2 separate regions of the Homo sapiens genome follow, and region 2 is linked to region 1. A link is a contact called in ENCODE Hi-C or POLR2A ChIA-PET data. All regions are on one chromosome and are shown on one strand. Each heading gives the region's core, a stretch centred on a gene start or an enhancer-like site at or near the end of the contact. The rest is flanking DNA. Distances are from core to core; before and after follow the strand shown.

What was found. Hi-C counts contacts between places; a loop is a spot of excess contacts on that map. ChIA-PET counts read pairs that join two places held with the same protein, here RNA polymerase II (POLR2A). Pooled maps may share reads with other maps.
Region 2: a map of PC-9 shows a loop between it and region 1 (4-fold over the local background). The contact joins two enhancer-like sites. A Hi-C loop is called at or near these places in 8 of 168 maps with a recorded cell type or tissue (Caco-2, PC-9, Right ventricle myocardium inferior and 4 more) and 5 of 50 pooled maps. POLR2A ChIA-PET finds 5 or more read pairs at or near these places in 3 of 52 experiments (H1, PC-9 and activated CD4-positive, alpha-beta T cell).

The regions. Positions count from the first base shown.
Region 1 is chr12:3,200,128-3,205,969 of GRCh38, reverse strand. It overlaps TSPAN9 (tetraspanin 9), which reads right to left. Exons shown (of 9, transcript NM_006675.5): 3 at 4,714-4,793. The coding sequence starts at 4,776. Among named protein-coding and RNA genes, the nearest start is that of TSPAN9-IT1, 53 kb to the right of the region's middle. Within about 2 kb of position 2,790, at least 3 of the 41 ENCODE cell types and tissues checked have a DNase peak (open chromatin) inside an H3K27ac peak, as active enhancers do.
Region 2 is chr12:3,233,662-3,239,503 of GRCh38, reverse strand. The region is part of intron 3 of TSPAN9 (tetraspanin 9); the gene reads right to left. Among named protein-coding and RNA genes, the nearest start is that of LINC02827, 64 kb to the left of the region's middle. RefSeq lists enhancers at 2,742-3,423, 3,424-4,105. Within about 2 kb of position 2,921, at least 3 of the 41 ENCODE cell types and tissues checked have a DNase peak (open chromatin) inside an H3K27ac peak, as active enhancers do.

The sequences.
Region 1 (5,842 bases), core at 1,541-4,040:
CTCTGACAAGATTTAAAAATAGACATTAAGACAAGGAAGTTTAATTTTTAATGCTGTGGAGAGGAAGTGAACACAGACCTGGCATTCCCTCACGGCCACATTCCAGGAGTCTTGGGGTATCTGCCAGGCCCCGCACCTGTCCCCCTTCCCCCAGCAGAGGCCAGCCTGACCCACCCTTAAGATCTACTTGTTGCAGCCCCCTAGGAAGACAGCCTGAACCCCTCACACCTGAGCACTCTGGGGGGGGGGGGCCTAAGTGCCTCTTGCTGCCCAGGTTACCCTGTGTCTCCTCTGCCTGGAGATGCCAGGTGAGGCCAGGTCTGAACCCAAGCTCCCTGCTGGGACCCTTGAGCCCACTCACTACTCCTGTTTTCAGACAGAAGGCACCCCATAGACTCCTTATGACACTCTAGGCCACCCAACACTGACCATGCACAGACCTCAGCCCGAGCCCACAGAGGCACTCGTGACATGGCCGAGCCAGTACTAAGCACGTGCCACCAATGCAGCTGGAGAGCCCGACCATGCTGCCTGCACCCAAAGGCAGCCAGCGTCTGCGAGGGCCCTGACCTCACTTAAGGGAGTTTAATCAGGGCCCCATCAGCACTCTGCCCGGGGCCACCCTGCGCCAACCTTTTCCCTGTTCCAGCAGGCTGGCTGAACACGGCCTCCTCAGCTAATTAGCCTTCATTAAGGGAGCGATCCACAAGGAATAGGCTTTCCAATGGGCCAGAATGTCACTGCTCTGCCAGCCATAATTTAAAGTGATGGGACAGCTCTGCTGGCAAGCATGAAAAATGACCATTATCCTAAGTAGCAATTACGCCAGCAGCCCCAGCCCCGCCCCCACCCCTCCACATCAGACAGGAACTTGATTTGGGCTGGGAAGAGCTGGGCGGGATCAGGACTTGCTGCCCCAGGAAGGGTACACATGACCCCAGCATTCAGAGGTCCCTTTTCCAGCCCACCCCTATACGCTCTTCTCTACTCACAGTTTGAAGCTCCGAGTCTCCTTTGCCCCCTGGGAGGGGCTTAGAATCATTTAATCTCTACTACCAGTATTCTACCAGATGGCCCCAGGAGGACCCAGAGATGGGGCTGACTGAGGAAAATGCCCAGATGGTTTTCACTGCTAGGAGAAATCCCTTAGGGTGAGTGTGCTTACTGGAGAACAGGATCCTCAGTATGGGGAAACTTTTGTCCCAATTCAAATCTCCTATTCCCTATCCACCTAGAAGCCAGCATTGTCTTTAGCCCTGAGAGTCGGGGCAGGGGATGCAGAAGACAAAGAGGAGATGGGACTCAGTCAGGAGTGACCACTGACTCCCTCTCCTCTACCCTCACCTTGCTGCCCTCCTGGAGGCCCCAGATTCCCACAGTGCACTGGGCTGCCAACATGGCTAGAACTGTCTGGTTGAAGTCGCAGTGTCAGGAGCAGACCTGGACCCCCACAGGCAGGCAGGCACCCAGCAGCCTGTGAGGCACCTGCCCTTTTCTTAGTAAGGAGGAGGACCATGGGCTGTGTGGCTCCACCTGCCAACCTACCCCCAGTGATGTCACCCAGCCCTCACCAATACTAGTACCCTAGAAGCTCCGCCCAGTGGTGAGGAACCTATGCACGCCTCTGAAGGGTTGCAGTGTACGACAGCTGCACCTCTCTTCCACATGGGAATCCTCCCAAGCGCTCAGAGGCACGGGGCGGGGTGGTGTGGCGGCAGCGGTGAGTTTGGAGAAATACCTGGTAGGCTCCGGGATCTATGGGAAGAGTTCTATCTATTGATCGCAGCCCTCAGGTTCAACTCTAATCCTTCAGAAAAGCCTCCTTTTTGGATCTGAGCCACAAGACTACAACAAGTTAAGGCTACAAAATTCCTAACAATTGCACCCGGTCCCAGAGGGCTGGGCTTGACCCAGCCTGCATGCTCCCCCTGCCCCCCTGCACAAGACAGCAACAGAGGCCTCCCAGGGACCCTGACTCATCAACACCCCACCTGCCTTTGATGTTTTCCCTTCCCATTCTGCTCTTTCCTCTGCTCCTTCCCCAGTATCAGGCCAAGCACCAGCCTGCAGGAAGCCTTCATTTGAGTGGAGCACAGTGACCCACAGCCCCCACATCCTGGCCAACACCCTCCTGCACCTGCTCCTCCACCTCCCGATAAACACAGTGGCAAACACTCTTACACACAAGCATGAACTTGTCTTCTGCTAAATTCCCCATCTTACCTAAGGTCTATGTCTTATTTAATCATCTCATTTGCTACTAGCATACAAGAAGTGGGTCTTGGAGATTCAATTTTTCCCTGCTTACAGCATGTCATGGGAATTCTGGAAATATTAAGTAATCAGAAAAGTCAGAATCCAGGAGAGAACAACTCCTTGCCTGGTAAAGAGAATGTAATCAGTACCTTCTAATTAGGAAGCGACAGCAAGTTCTCTCGCTATCAACCGTAACGAAAATATATTCCACCAACTAGCTCATTAACCTCTGCCAAGGTTTTAAGGGAAGATGGGAAGAATTGCTTGTCATCCCATAGCTATGGCGCTCGGAGAGCCTTTATCAGAGGCAAGTGTGAGATCTAACTTCTCTTCCCCATCAAGTGGAACTCAGGAACCACTACCACATGACAACATGTTGTGGATTTACAGCTCTGGCCCTCCATGCATTCATTCACAAACATATAATGAGGGCCTACAACGTGCAGGGTACAGATCACTGTACTAGCCAGTGAGGAGGTCACCAAACCACGTTGGGCTCATCCTGGAGAAGAAAGGCACCGCAGGCAGTTATACCAACTCCGGCCAGCAGGTGGCAGGGTGGGGGTGGGGAGGAGTGAGCGCAGCTGAGTGGGGTTACAAGCCCCAGGGTCTGTCTTCCTAATAAGGCTTAATATAGGCAGGGTGGGACAAAACAAAAAGGTAAGTTGAGACTACAAAAAAGAATGGAGAAGGAAGCTGTGAACAATGAAAAGGACAGCATTCGTGTGAATCCAAAGGCACCAGGGAAGCACACACCAGTACTTGGCTGACAGATGCTGGCAGATGGGTCACAGGACCAGGAGGCACTGGCCCACAAGGCAGCCAGAGACATTCCAGTGGTGCTTGCCACCAGAAAAAGAATGAGACTATCTGCCCCAGCTTCCATAAAACTCTAGGCACATGACAGGTAACTTCCTACTAGGGTGGCTGGAGGGCCCAACCCATGGTGACAACTAGGGGAATCCAACTCAAGTCACTTCAAACCAGTCTCCTTGGAAAAGCAGCCCACACCCCAGGCAGGGAGGGGGGCTTCTCTCCCCAAGAGAGAAGATGAGGATGCCTGCCCCCACCCCAGATGGCATGTAACTAGTGACGTGAGGACAAGCAGGGAGACCATCACGACAGCCCCTATTGGACTGGAAAGGAAGCCCAGTCCTTCAGGGACCAAGTGATTTGCCCAAGGTCACACAAGAAGCTAATGCAGAACCAAGACTAGAGCCCAGTCTTCTTCCTGCGCTTGTCATTCTATGGGAAAAGTCACCCCTCCACACACACCCCCACCCTAAAAAGTGTTTCGGCTAATGTGGATCACTCCACACAAAAGCTGAATGCCTCTTCGGCACAACTGCTTCTTCCCAACTTCACTCTGAATGACTTTCTCCTGCCCCCAGTGCTCCTCCTGGACCACGGGCAGTGGGCAGCTGACAGCCTCCAGAGGGCAGGACAGACTCTGGGACTGAGCCAAACATCTGTGCTACGTCGGGGCTTGGGTGAAGAAAGGCAGAGACGGCAATTGGGATGAAGGAACGATTCGAGATGAATTTAAGAAGTTTTCAAATGTTCCTAACCAGTATTTCTTATGCACGTGCACATATGTGCGCACAGCCTCCAGAGTCACACAGAGGACAGAGAGCAATTCCCAGCTGCCCTACCCATTCATACCTTCTCTACAAAAGTGCCTCTCACCAAGGACAGGGGCACCCTGCTTGTCTCCCTTTGTCCCTTCCGGCCACTGGGGCTCCCAGAACCTGGAAGCACGTGGCCAGCCAGCTCCCTGCCCGGTCCACTGCAATCCCTCAAAAGCAGCAGCCAGCCACCCGATGGCAGCATGCCCCCACACCCCTCCTTTCCCACCCAGGCCCCAACTCGGGAGCATATCTGAGGACTAGCAAGCAGGTCCATCGGCTTGAGCCAGGGGCTCCTCCTCTTTTTCCTAGGATTCACCGAAAGGAGTGGGAACATGTGGCCTCTACACCCCGCCCCCCTCCAACCCACTCCCATAAAATGCTGCAGATTGTATTCTTGTGCATTCAGGAGGAATACAAGAAGAAACTCAGAAATACATCCTCACTTGTGCCTATCTCCAACTCAGGCTCACAGCTGTTACAAATTCTGAGCCCACAGCCATTACTGCAGGCTGCCCAGTCGGAGGCACTTCCAGCCTGGGTTTTCTTATAGGGGAAGGAGGTGGTGCCAAACTTTGCCAGCCTCCTAGGAGTAGAGCAAGTCTCTCCTGAAGACAGGCAAGCTGGAGCCCCCATTCAGCCACCAAAGAGAGGGAGAAAGGAAAGACAAAGGTGCATGAAAGGGGGGCGGGGGCAATTTTTTTTTAAAAGCACACTTACCACTGTGCAGAGAGCAGAGCAATGCAGCACAGAAGAGGGAGAGGGTATTCACGCTATGGTAAGCCAAGAGGAGGAGAAGAGGGCGAAGGGAGAGAGAAACGGAAGGACTTACCCAGAATATCAAATTGAAGAGGAACATCATGTACTTCAAGCAGCAGAGGCAGCCCCTGGCCATGTTGCACTTCTTAAATTCTAGGAGGAACACAAAGGACAGGTCCAGGTAAAACACCACGTACTTGCTGCCTTTGGGTGCATTGCACTTGTCGGTCTTAACGCCGGCCTCGGCGCGGCTCTGGCCCCGGGAGCCCGCGGTGCCGTAGAAGGCGCCGGCCGTGAAGCCGCGGCCGAACGGGCGGCCGGAGGTGGACGGCTTGGCAAAGTCCGAGTCCTTGCTGTCCAAAGATGGACTCCGATGGATCGAAGAATCCTCGCTACTCGACTTCTCCATGCTCGCGGCGTTCCCGGGGGGTGCGAGGAGCGGGGGGCATCGCTCCCAGAATGGGACGGAGGGGGCGCCCAAGTCGGGCGCGGGCTGCGGGGGGGCCGGCGGAGCCTTGCACGCCCCCTCTCTGCACAGGGGCTCACTCGCGGCCGAACCCCGCGCCCAGGGGCTGCTGCCTGTCGGACGGCGCCCCGCTTCTGGCCGGCGGCCCCGGGAGGGCTCTGCGGCGCGGCGCGGCTCTCTGCGCGCTCGCGAACGATCCCCGGGAACCGGCTCGCCCGCGTAACTCAGCGTCTTTGGGGAGGCTGCAATTTGATTTCTCTTTCCAGGCCGTCAGCTCGCCTCTGGCCGCACTGGCCGCTCCACACGAGGGAGAAGGGCACCGGGATCCAGGCTCCCTGGGCACACCTCTCCCAGCCCAGCCCAGCCCCAGCGCTGAGCCCCACCACTTGGCCGGCGCTCCGCCTCCTCTCGTTCCGCGACTTTGCGGAGCTGCCGCCGGCCCTGGGCTGCCCCGGCGCGCGGCGGACAGTGCCGAGGGATCCGCCGCAGCTGCAACCGCTGGGCTTTCCCTGCGAAATCCCGGCCCCGACTCGCGACTCTGAAATCGCCTGGAGCCCCCTCCCCGGGCCCTCGGCCCCGCCCCCTGCTTTGCATTCGACCAATGGGCGCGAGGCCTTCCCGGCCCCGCTGGGGAGCCACCCCCTCCCCAATGACACACTATCTTTAATGGGATTAGCGTTCTGCTGTGTGCCTAAACAAGTGCGCCGCGAGCACTCGCTAAATGTCAAGGGCTCTG
Region 2 (5,842 bases), core at 1,672-4,171, 33 kb before region 1:
ACTGCTCGCCCATGGAGGTCTTGAGGAAATGGGAATACAGGCACCATCATGATCATGTTAATGAGGGTAAAAGTTAAGACCAAGAGGGGAAAGAAGGTGCTGCCCTCTGTGTAGGTGTGGGTGTGCCAGCGTGTGCTTTTCAGATGACAGGCTTGAGTCAGGGAGGCAGCATTCACGGGCAGGCCTGGCTCAGAGAGGGGCCAAGTCCCAGCCAAGCAGGCTCCTGCCCAGCGTTCCCAGCAAGAACGTGACAACAGAGAACAGAGCCCCACCACTCACTACCCACCAGGCACCCCTCTACGCCTTGCCTCTCTCCCTCTTTTTCACTACCCACCAGGCACCCCTCTACGCCTTGCCTCTCTCCCTCTTTTTCACAAGGGAGGAATGTGCACTTGCTCTCTTCCTCCCAGGATGATGAAGTCAGGCCTGGAAAACAGAAGGCATGATCAGGGGATGAATCAGGGCACCCTCAGGTCTAACGCCATGCTGGGTGCCAGTGGGAACTCACCTACCCCTCTCTGGGCTGAGATGGCGGCCACCCGACCCTCCTTTGGGAGGGCCTGCATGTTCTCAGGGAAACCAGAGAGAACATGAAGCAAGGAAACAGCTTGGGAATGAAGGTGTTACACACACAAAGGGCGGCCCCACCACCCACCTACGTATGCTGCATGCCCATGGGTGAGAGGCCCAGTTCAACAGACGCCAAGCACTAAACGGTGCATCTGCTGCTGCTGTCAGATGGCCTCTGCTGACTTTCCCAGTGCACCTTCCTGCTGCCCCAGTAGGGACCAGGGTTTAAAGAGAGAATCTTTACCCCGTTTTTTGAGTGGAGAAATGAAGGCATGAGTCTTTCTCCTCGAACAGGGAATAAAGGATAGCTGGCTTTGGAATCTAAACCCAACAAGCCCCAACTCTCAGCCAGGGCCGTTCCCGTGAGGCATGGAAGGGTCGGCGATGTTTTCTGGGTAACAGGACCATGTAGGGTTTGGTATTCCTAGCTAGCAAAGGAGAAGGAGCCGGACCTAATAAACTCAATGACATTCACGAAGGGCATCGTGGGAAGAAATAAAAGCCACAAACCACAATTCAGCACAAAGCTGGCCCCTGGCAGCTGCGGACTGTGCTCAGGACACATGTCCCCAGGGTGGGGCAGGAGAAGACTTTGAGAGATGCACAGGGAGGGCGCCTGTCATGCCAGCCAGGTCAAAGTTGCTCAGCAGAGTGGGAACAGCAGAGGACACAGATGCAGAAGCAGGGTTCAAGGCTCAGCTCGGTGGCTGTTAACCATGAGCCTTGGGCAGATCACGTGGTGTCTCTGACCCTCGGTACTGTTACCTGTAGAATGGGGATAATGCATCTTCTCTACCAGAGAGAGAGAAGGGCTTTGTAAACAGCATGGGAAAATGAGGGAATAGTCTCGTCCTTCTCTTGAGGATGACTGGGGAGGGAAGAGGAGGGAAGGAAGAGGAGAGGAAGGTAGAGAAGGATCCACAATGAGGCTGGATTTTGAAACCCAACCTGCTGGCTTTATAACCAAGCTTTCCATCATCACGGGAAACTCAACCTGCAGCAAATGTATGCTGAGTTCATAAACATGATTAAGAAGGTTGTTTGCAAAATTCACACCAGGGAAATGAGCTGCAGATGGTGGTGGCAATGCCCTTTCGCAGCAGGCAGCAGCTGGCTGTGTGGACTCAGGGACAGCTGGAGGGAGCTAATGCCCACCTCTGGCTTCGGAAGGGAAGGGGGCAAGCTGACCCTGCCCTCTCTGTGCCTGGGGAGGGGGAGACTTGCAGAAAGCTGAAACCCTACATCATAAAACTGCCATTTGTTCTGGAGAGATCAATCAGGTTTTCGATTCCAGCCCAACCGGGAGGGCAGGCCAAGCTCAGAGAAAGAAGAGTGGGCTAAGAGCACTGCCCCTTCCACGGCAGCCTGCCTCGGGTGGGACAGGGCTGCAGAGGCTCTGGCTGTCCACTGGAGTGTCCTTGGTGAGGGAGGAGGGAAGGAATTTGGCAAAGCCAACTTGAGGTCTCTCCCGGCCAGAGGGACACTCTGTTCTGTGGCCAAGAGGTAGCCCTGGTATAAGGAGAATAGGTGGGAAATACAGGGACCAGAACGGCCTCACAGAATGCTTTGCAGGTCACATTTCACGTAGGTGGGCACCAGCCTGTCTTTGATCGTAAGTCATCAGGAGGCAAGCCCATCAGGAGGCAAGCCCAGGAATATCTGTGTGATGGGCTTCCTATAGAGCCGCTGACACAGGAGACTTTAAAAATGTGACAAAGGGGATGACATCGATCAGGATAATACAATGACCCCGTGGCCCAAATTTGGGATGAGCCTTCTCTTTTGATGTATCTCACAGCCCCTCCTCTCTCCTGGACACATTCTACCCATGCTTCAGCTGCCGCCCCACCTACTCCAGGAGGCCCTCCCTGATGAGTCATTCAAAGCAATGGCCCCTCCCACAAATCCTCACACCGCACTGCTCACTGCCTTGGCTGCTGCTCGCAGTCATTTCACATGTGTGCTCGTTTCTATCTGACAACCAGGTGCTCCCTAAGGGCAGGGCCACATCTGTATGACATTGCTCAAATGTGCCCTACAGTACTAGGAACCCAGAGGGTGCCCAGTGATGACAGGATCTGAGCCTGCAGAGCTTTTCATGAACTTGCAGAATGAGCTATATCCCTGTACGTCACTACCCACCCTCTCCCTCCTGCTGAACCTGGAGAAGAGTCATGAGCCTGCTACCAAAAATACCCCACCGCCTGGACTCTCAGATGATTCCCCTACAAAGGCTGGGAAGCACAGACCCAGGCTTACTCGTCTCTTCTCTACCCCCGCCTCCATTTTTTCCAGTCCCCAGAAAGCCGCAGTCTCTCAGCAAATTCCACGGGCTGGGTGAGACTCAGATCCGGCCAACAGCATGCCGGGCGTTCTTTACATATCATCTTATCTACTGGAGGAAGCATCCTGGTGGCAGCGAAGGGCACGGGCCTCAGAGGCAGGCAGCTGAAGTGAACAGGCTCTGCAACCTACCAGCTGTACAGCCCAGGGCAAGTTACCTAACCTCTCTGAGCTCCAGCTGCCTCATCTGTAAAAGGGCATAACACCTTCCTCTCAGGTTTGCTGTGGAAATCATGCCTGTAAAGTGTTTACCAAGTGTTTGTCACTCCCAGAAAGTACTAGATAAATGGTAATTAACATTAAATTATTGCACCATTCCCTCAAGGTAGAGATTATTGTCTTCTCTCCACCAGTGAGGAAGATGACGCTCAGAGACATTAAGCAACTGGCTCAGAGTCACAGAGCTGCTGCTCAGGAGGCAGAGCAGGGGGTTCAAACCAAGGCCTTCTGACTTCAGGTGCACTGTTCTTCTCCAAACACCACAGGCTTGCAGAGGACGCTAAAGGAACAGAAACAACAGCAGAGCCTGCCCCTAGCCCTGCGGAAGTTTGCAGCCTCAAGTCACAGGGACAGAGCTGTGGAACCCTGAATCAGGATCCCTCATGCCGCCCCAGCGGCAGCAGGTCCAGGGGAATCCTGGAACATGAGCCATGGCTTCAGCAAGTCCTCATTTGAGAAGATTGGCTGGACTCCCCCAAATTAAGTGCTGTTGCAGGCAAGCTAGGCCAAAGCCCCCAGAGCTAATCATATTGGCACCTGCTGTCCCCCCACACAGGCAAACTGGGAAGGTGCCACTGGCTGGAGTCAGCCCTCAGCCCTCACACAGTCCAGCTCACAGGGAAAGCACCAAACTGGCTGCAGGACAAGCCCAGTTCACAGAGGCACCGCCTTCCCCATCTGAAATAACCAGCCATCATCAGAGGGTGGGAGACAGGATGCAGTCGACACCTTCCAAATTCAAACCTACTCAGTGAGGGAATCACACACGCATTCGTCACACACAGTCTTGTTGATCCATGTAGCCCCTGGTGACATTAGACAAGGACTCAAGGGAAGTGGGAACTTTCACAAACATGATCTCCTCTGATCCTCTCAACCACCCTGGGGCATATGTACTTTTGCCCCATTTTACAGATAAGGAAGCTGAGAAGACATTGGGCAGTTTTTCCAATGTCACCCAAAAAGTAAGGAAAATGCTAGCGTGCGAACCCCATGGCTCCAGGCTTCCGGCCAGGCTTCTTGCCACTACAGCACGCTGTTGGTCTGTGCTCTCGTTCACTCATTGCCGCTTCACTCCACTCATTCCTTCATTCACTTACATATATATATATATATATATATATATATATATATATATATATATATATATATATTTTTTTTTTTTTTTTTTTTTTTTTTTTTTTTTTTTGAGACGGAGTCTCGCTCTGTCGCACAGGCTGGAGTGCAGTGGCGCAAGCTCTGCTCACTGCAAGCTCCGCTCACTGCAAGCTCCATCTCCGGGGCTCACGTCATTCTCCCGCCTCAGCCTCCCGAGTAGCTGGGACTACAGGCGCCCACCACCACGCCCGGCTAATTTTTTTTTTTGTATTTTTTTAGTAGAGATGGGGTTTCACCGTGTTAGCCAGGATGGTCTCGATCTCCTGACCTCGTAATCCACCCACCTTGGCCTCCCAAAGTGCTGGGATGACAGGCGTAAGCCACCACGCCCGGCCTCACTTACCTATATTTTTTTCCTAAACAGCGACAACTCAGGACCCTCTGGGTTGTTTACTACTGCCTTCTGCTGCCTGAGAAAACCTGGGATACTGAGATGATATTTTTCTTCTTTCCTGTAGAGTTGCTAGGATTCAGCCCTTCTCCAAGCCCTGCCATCAGCAGCTGATCCTGGAATGAGTGCTGAGAGCAGCACAGACCACTCCACGCTTCCACTCTGACTGCAGGCCTGGCCTAGAATGTGCCCCTCACTGCACAGTGCACCTGAAAGCCTTTTTCAAAACAGGTGTCTCAGCCTCCCAGAAATACAGCTCTTGGGATGTTACTTTTGGAGGTAAGGAACGGGAAAGATGATAAAGTAGCCTGTCACCCAGTTTGCAGGCAGGTCAATCAATGCTTGCATTTAATGAGTACCTACTACTATGTCAGTGCTGCAGGGTGGCCGGAGCAGAGGGAGGGGGTCATGAAAGAGTAAGAAACAAAGGCCCTGCCCTCAAGGCCATAGTCTCAACTACAACATAGCTGTTAAGTGCACCTGAGAAATTCAGAGGAAGGTAAGACGCCTGCATGTGAGGACAAAAAGATTTCATTCAGACCATGGAATTTCAACTAGACAATCAAAGGATGGCCAGGATTTAAATCTGGGATGGTGTAGAAGAAAACTGCCCAAACCACCTTCTCAACAGCATGGCCAATGTGAAAGTCTGCCTTGATTCTTCCTTCCCTGATCTTGGCTAAATATTTCATCTTTTTTATAGGCACTTGGCAGAGGTTCCAGGATGGGAAAGCAGGGCAGTAAATTAGATCTTCGAGGACGTCTCAGCCCTACACACCCACGTTTACACAAGCTCCATTCATCCCCGCTCTGTGTAAAGTAACTCTGCTATTCTCTGCAGCCTGTGGGGGCTCCGAGATGGGAGTGCTGGAAGGAACCTGGCTCTTGCTACTCAGCTTGGGAAATATTCCCTGCAGAGACCTGGCTGCTACTCAGGCTAGGACAGACACACCTCTATAGCCCACAACCCCTGCCAACAGGACTGCTCTTTTCTTTGAGATCTGATGCATTTCTCAAAAGAGGAAAACTCCTTGCCCCGTGATGCAGGATTTCACCAGTGTATGCCATAGAGGAACTATTATTCATGTGCATGAAAGAAATGTACACAGTCAAAGATGCTCACAGCAGCTTTGCTCGTGACAGCAAAAAACTGGTAACAAT